2 separate regions of the Homo sapiens genome follow, and region 1 is linked to region 2. Evidence: read pairs that join two places in POLR2A ChIA-PET (ENCODE). Cell type or tissue: MCF 10A. All regions are shown on one strand. Each heading gives the region's core, and the rest is flanking DNA. Links, peaks and the distances in the headings are about the cores only. Region 1 overlaps SLC7A1 (solute carrier family 7 member 1). Region 2 has its middle 81 kb from the start of SLC7A1.

Region 1 (2,910 bases), core at 130-2,629, 88 kb before region 2:
AAGAGTGGGCCTGCAACATTTCTTTTCAAGTCTCAAACAAGTTCTGGATATTTATTAACGATCTCCACCCTTCCCCACCTGGAGGATATGCACCACAAAGGCACCACCAAGGCTGGTTAAGTCTGCCTGCTCGGTGGGCACCTGCCCAAGGGGTGGGCAGGAGCATGAAAGACCGTCAGCTCCAGACAGGGGCCGGCTCCTCCCACAGCCCCAGGACTTGGCTGCGGGGCTCCTGACTAGTGTGTGGGTGGTGGAGGGATCACGAGTCTGTGTGGCCAGGTCACCAGAGCTGAAGGAGCTGAGAAAGTCTTTCCACCACCTTTCTGGTCGATCACTCAGCCTCTGAGCTGGAATTATGAATGGGTTTTATTTTCTCCTTCTTTTAATTTTCTGTAGTTTCCAAATTTTCCACAACAAACATTCTAACTTTTAGAAACACTTTTTCTTAAAAAGGCTTATGAGGTAGAAAATCACACCTCTTTTGAAAGAACCCCCACACTGCAAAACTCCTTCCCCAAAAATACTTAGCTATAAAGGACATTATGTGGACGACTGCAAGTCAAATATGGACTGTGGCCTAGATCGCAGGGTTGTATTAATGTTAAATTTCCTGACTTTGCTATTGTACCATGGTTATGTGAGAGAAGAGCCTTGTTCTTAGGAAATATACACTGAAGTATAGAGGGCAAATAAAATGGCATGACGTCTTCAGCTGACTCTCAAATGGTTCAGAAAAAAATGTATGTGTCTGTGTGCATGTGAGTTTGTGTGGGGTGGAGAGAGAATAGAAGGAGGCAAAACATAACCCACCTGTGCATCTGAGAGACGGTACCCAGGAGTTCCTTGCACTCCTGCAAATTTTCTTTTCTTTTCTTTCTTTTTTTTTTTTTGAGACAGTATCTCACTCTGTTACCCAGGCTGGAGTGCAGTGGTGTGATCTCGGCTCCCTGCAACCTCCGCCTCCCGGGTTCAAGTGATTCCTGTGTCTCAGCCTCCCGAGTAGCTGCAACTATAGGCATGCGCCACCAACACCAGGCTAACTTTTGTATTTTTCGTAGACATGAGTTTCACCATGTTGGCCAGGGCTGGTCTCAAACTCCTGGCCTCAAGTGATCTGTTTGCCTCAGCCTCCCAAAGTGCTGGGATTACAGGCGTGAGCCACCATGCCTGGCCTCTGCAACTTTTCTTTAAGTTTGAAATGTTATCCAAAAACTGCTGAAAAAGAAAAGGGGAAAAGGAGAAGGGCAAAAGGGATGAGGGAAGAGTTCTCCTAACTCTAACTGCCAGTCTTTCCCAGGGGCCTTCACTGGGTCCCAGAAACTGCACCCTAACGCCCCCAGCTCCTAGACCAGGCCTCATCCCAAGGGAGGGCAGGAGGTGTCCCTGACACTGTGGAAAAGCTGCGGGCCAGGAAGACTCTCCCAAGTCACTTTGGGGAAGACGGGCCCTTGCTGCAGGCCCTGGTGTGGACAGCTCCTGCCCCAGCCTCTCTGAGAGTGTTAAAGATGCATCCTCTAAGGAAAGGGGGCACCTCCGCAAGATATTGTAGAAATCAGCAAAGCCAAGCCAAGGGCAGGATGACAGCGGCCACTGGCCTTAAGAAGGATGGAACACAGAAAAGGAAGCTGACTTTCCCCTACGAACAGTCTCTGATTTCCACAAGACCCCCTGCAAAGGGGTCTCCCCAGGTGGAGATGGAGGTGGAGTGTGGGCGTGGCTGGATGGTGATAAATCAAACAAGGCTCCATTGTGGTCTGGGCAGGAGGCATTGCATCCAGCCAAAGGCTGGTGATGTAAATGCCAAACTACTGACCCAGAAAGAATGCAGCCCAGCCTCCGTCACACACACCGGCTCCTGACACTGGCCACGTCCCAGCGCAGCTGCCCCAAGGACCCCAGGGCTCCAGCTGTGCCAGGTGCCTGGACTTGGGAGGGGGAAGACCCACTTTCAGAGACAGCAGAGGGAAATCAGGGCAAAGAGAGGGGAGGCAGGGTGCCCTCCAGCGTTGGGGCGGGTGACCGGTGCCAGCACCACCTGGACTCAGCCAGAAACAGAGGGACGCAGGCAGATGGGCTTCAGATCTGTCTGCCTCCCACTCAGTGTACACAGGGCAGGCCAGGCCAGGCCTATCCCGAGACAGGCTGGAGTCCAGGTACAGGCAGACATCTGGGTTCCAATCTTCACTCTGCCACTGACTGCCTACCTGTGTGCCCGTGGGCCACCTGCCTTCCCCTCTCCCCATCAGTCACACCAGAAGGGCCGATCCCACTGGGTGGTTAGGAAGATTCAAATGAAACATAGATAAAGCGCAGAGTACATGGTGAGCACTAAATAAGTGCTTGCAATGATTGATCTTACCTAGCCCCAGGGCCCCTCCCTTCCTTCCTACTTGGCCTAACAGACTTTGGCTAATGGCACTCAGTAAGCAGACAAGATGCAGAGAAGGACACTTCGAACACGTCCATAACAGATCAACTCCAGCCACTTTGTGGGGAGGATGAGCCCCTGCCTTCTCACTGCTGCCCCCAGGTGGGTGTCGCCCACCACCCCTGTGCTGTATGGAGACATCCTATCCTACAGACCCAAGCACGGGATGAGTGAGGTGGGAAACACGGCCCAGAGTTTCAGCTTTTCAGCTTTGCTTTTTCTAAAACCCAAGGGCTTCGGAGTAATTTGAACAACATGTTTGGGATGACTGTAGCCAGGGCAGTCACTCCCGTCCTGCCCCCCACCAAACACACACACATACATATACACATACACATACACATACACATAAACATACACATACCCACACACAGCAAACACTAAGAAAGGGGCTGAGAGCTCTGTTTCCCAGGAGTCCTAGAAGTCACTGAGCGCAAGGTGCATGGGTCTGAGTCCTAAGCAAACCTGCACCCCATGCTCAG
Region 2 (2,910 bases), core at 99-2,598:
GGAGAGCCTTGCACCCATTCCAGGGAGATGTTTTAGGAGCAGGGCCATGATTTCCATATCCTCCTTCCCCTCTGCTGAGTTAACCAGCCATGTCCCACACACAGGCTGTGATGGCAGTCCCAGGCCCAAAGGGAAGGTGCGTTCAACAGAGCTGCAGCCAAACTTTGATGCACAGGAAGTGTGAATGAGAAATCGAATTTGGTGGTTGAAAATGACTGGACTGGCTGGGGGCGGTGGCTTAGGCCTGTAATCCCAGCACACTGGGAGGCCGAGGTGGGTGGATCCTTTGAGCTCAGGAGTTCAAGACCACCCTAGGCAACATGGCAAAACCTCGTCTCTAAAAAAAAATACAAAAATTGGCCGGGTGTGGTGGCTCACACCTGTAATACCAGCACTTTCGGAAGCTGAGATGGGCGGATCAACTGAGATCAGGAGTTTGAGACCAGCCTGACCAACATGGAGAAACCCCGTATCTACTAAAAGTACAAAATGAGCCAGGCATGGTGGTGCACGTCTGTAATCCCAGCTACTCAGGAGGCTGAGGAAGGAGAATCACTTGAACCTGGGAGGTGGAGGTTGCAGTGAGCTGAGATCGCACCATTGCACTTCAGCCTGAGCACACAGCGAGACTCCATCTCCAAAAAAAAAAAAAAAAAAAAAAAATTAGCCAGGTGTGGTGGTGAGAGCCTATAGTACCAACTATTTGGGGGGCTGAGGCAGGGGGATTGCTTGAACGTGGGAGATCAAGGCTGCAGTGAGCCAAGATCAAGCCCCTGCACTCCAGCCTGGGTGACAAAGTGTCTCAAAAAAAAAAAAAATTATGGACTTATTTTTTTGATCCCACAGGACACTCTGGTCTGCCTCATGCAAGCTGTCTACTCAGACCTTCTTATCTCCATGAGGACTGTGAACTCGGAGTGGGAAAAGGGATCTGTAAACCAGAGGTCTCCTCCGCTCCAGGAGCTCTCAGTCTTCTGAAGGTGGGTACACGTCACCCCCAGGCCAGGAAAAATTGCCAACACCATAATGTGTCCACATGGCATTCCAGGGATGCGACCTCACTGCCCATGACTTGGCCTCTCAGAAATTATCCAGAGCCCTGTCAGCCTGAAAGGGACAAAGAGTATTGCCCTGAACACTCCCTGGTATGTTGAACACTTCCTTGTATGATCACCAGGACAAGCTTCAGACACAGGAGGAATACAAGGAGTATTCTAGAGGAGGCTACACCCCATTCTCTCCCATCAAAAACCTTCTCAGGTTAAGGCAGAGAAGTAGTAGCTCCGTCTCACGAACTGTCTTCCAAAATGCAGTGTTGAGAGAATTGACCAATGTGTGAGGCTAGAAAGGGCAACCAACCCATTGTCTCCGGAGCAATGGCAGGCACAGCGTGTGGCAGCCGCTTCCAGAGTGCCCTCTGTCAGGAGAAGAAGGACGATCAGCTTCGTTCTGGTAGAGCGGCATCTCCCTGCTTTGCTTGCAGTTTTACCTGGTTGGCACCAGTCCCATTAAAGGGGAAGGTGAAACTGGGCTCTGAGTTTAGCCTCATCCCGTGGAAATGGCTAAAAATTTCCCTTTCTATTCATTTGTTGTCTTAGTATTTTTTTTTTTAACCAGAGAACTATGCAAGAAAAGTATTTTAGACAAGCTGTGGCAAAAGAAAACTGAATCATTATAAGGATTAATCATCACTGGCCAAAAAAAAAAGCCTGATGTTAACTCCATGAAAGCAGGTATGAAATCAAGGGCATCAGGCTCTCCTGGCTAATGTTCTCATTTTTCTGGCCTATCTCCGGCTGGCCTGAAATGGTGACACAATTGCTAAGAAACGATGACAGATCCAAACATGGTGCAAATCCATAGGACTTCCGGTTTTCTGAGATTCTGTGAAACGGACATTTGTTAAAGCAAGTGTCAATTCTCAAATCTCGGTAAAAACATTCTAAGAATATGGTTTTACTGTCTCTAATGAAATGTACGATGTCAAAGCTGAGGCCTATGAGGTGGGTGTTTTCTCCTGACACTCGATGCCTGTAGGCAGTGGGGGGAGTTCCCCTACGTGCACTAGTCAATTAGCCCTTCCTTAATGAGCATTGTCCAGTCTCCCTTTGAAGACAAGGGTGCTCTAGGGAGGAGAATGGTGCCCGGGTGCAAGGAATTCAGAATTATGCACTCTGACTTCAGCATTAAGGAATCTTGGGCAAGTTATAGCATCTCTGGCCTCATTTCTTCTGTCTATAAAATGAGGGCAAAATAATTATGGCCCATATATTATATTATCTGATTTGTTAGGACAAATGTCATGACCACATCGGCATGAAAGGTGGATGAGACTGAGAAGTACATCAGAGACACTTAATCAGGATGGTGAAAGAAGAGAATGATTGGAATTGGAGCAGAAACACCTCACCCCCTGCTCTCCTGGCCAGCCGGTGGGGAGCAGGGGCAGGGAGCAGAGATTGGTGGTGGAGCCATTTTGAAAACATAACTGTTTTCAAACAGTTCAAACATGAAATGTACGGTATATTTGGCTATATCTATATTGACTTTTTAGTGAATTGCATAATATATGTATGATTCTAGATGCCATATATTATGATTTTAGATAGATAGATAAAGAATATGTTTCAGTTGTTCTTACTTGATGCTTTTATTGTGTTTAAAATTTTTCAAGTTAGAGGAATCCTGTGGATGGTATTAAGGAGAAAAACCCAAACTACATGGGTCTGCTTCTGATATTTTCATTCATGAATTATTTCCAATCTCCATCCTGGTGCCTCAATGTGGGGAGCAGAGCCAATGAGCAGTTCTCTCTTTAAACATGGGGAGATAAGAGGCATCATTCTGGCATGGGTTAGCCATCCCTTTGCATCGGAACCTTTTCGAATTGACACATAAAGCTGATGCTAG

The links. ChIA-PET counts read pairs that join two places held together with the same protein. Peaks named below come from ENCODE experiments on the same cell type or tissue, not always from the same donor. Only the 100,000 strongest peaks of a DNase experiment are listed, where the experiment ranks them.
Region 1: POLR2A ChIA-PET joins it to region 2 with 5 read pairs; 4 of 35 experiments call an interaction of 5 or more read pairs at or near these places.

The regions. Positions count from the first base shown.
Region 1 is chr13:29,587,632-29,590,541 of GRCh38, forward strand. All of the region lies in intron 1 of SLC7A1 (solute carrier family 7 member 1), which reads right to left. Among named protein-coding and RNA genes, the nearest start is that of SLC7A1, 6.6 kb to the right of the region's middle. RefSeq lists an enhancer at 1,696-2,692. In MCF 10A, for the core only: no CTCF peak of the experiment used is centred there; no DNase peak of the experiment used is centred there.
Region 2 is chr13:29,675,650-29,678,559 of GRCh38, forward strand. No RefSeq gene overlaps it. Among named protein-coding and RNA genes, the nearest start is that of SLC7A1, 81 kb to the left of the region's middle. In MCF 10A, for the core only: no CTCF peak of the experiment used is centred there; a DNase peak (open chromatin) is centred at 1,482.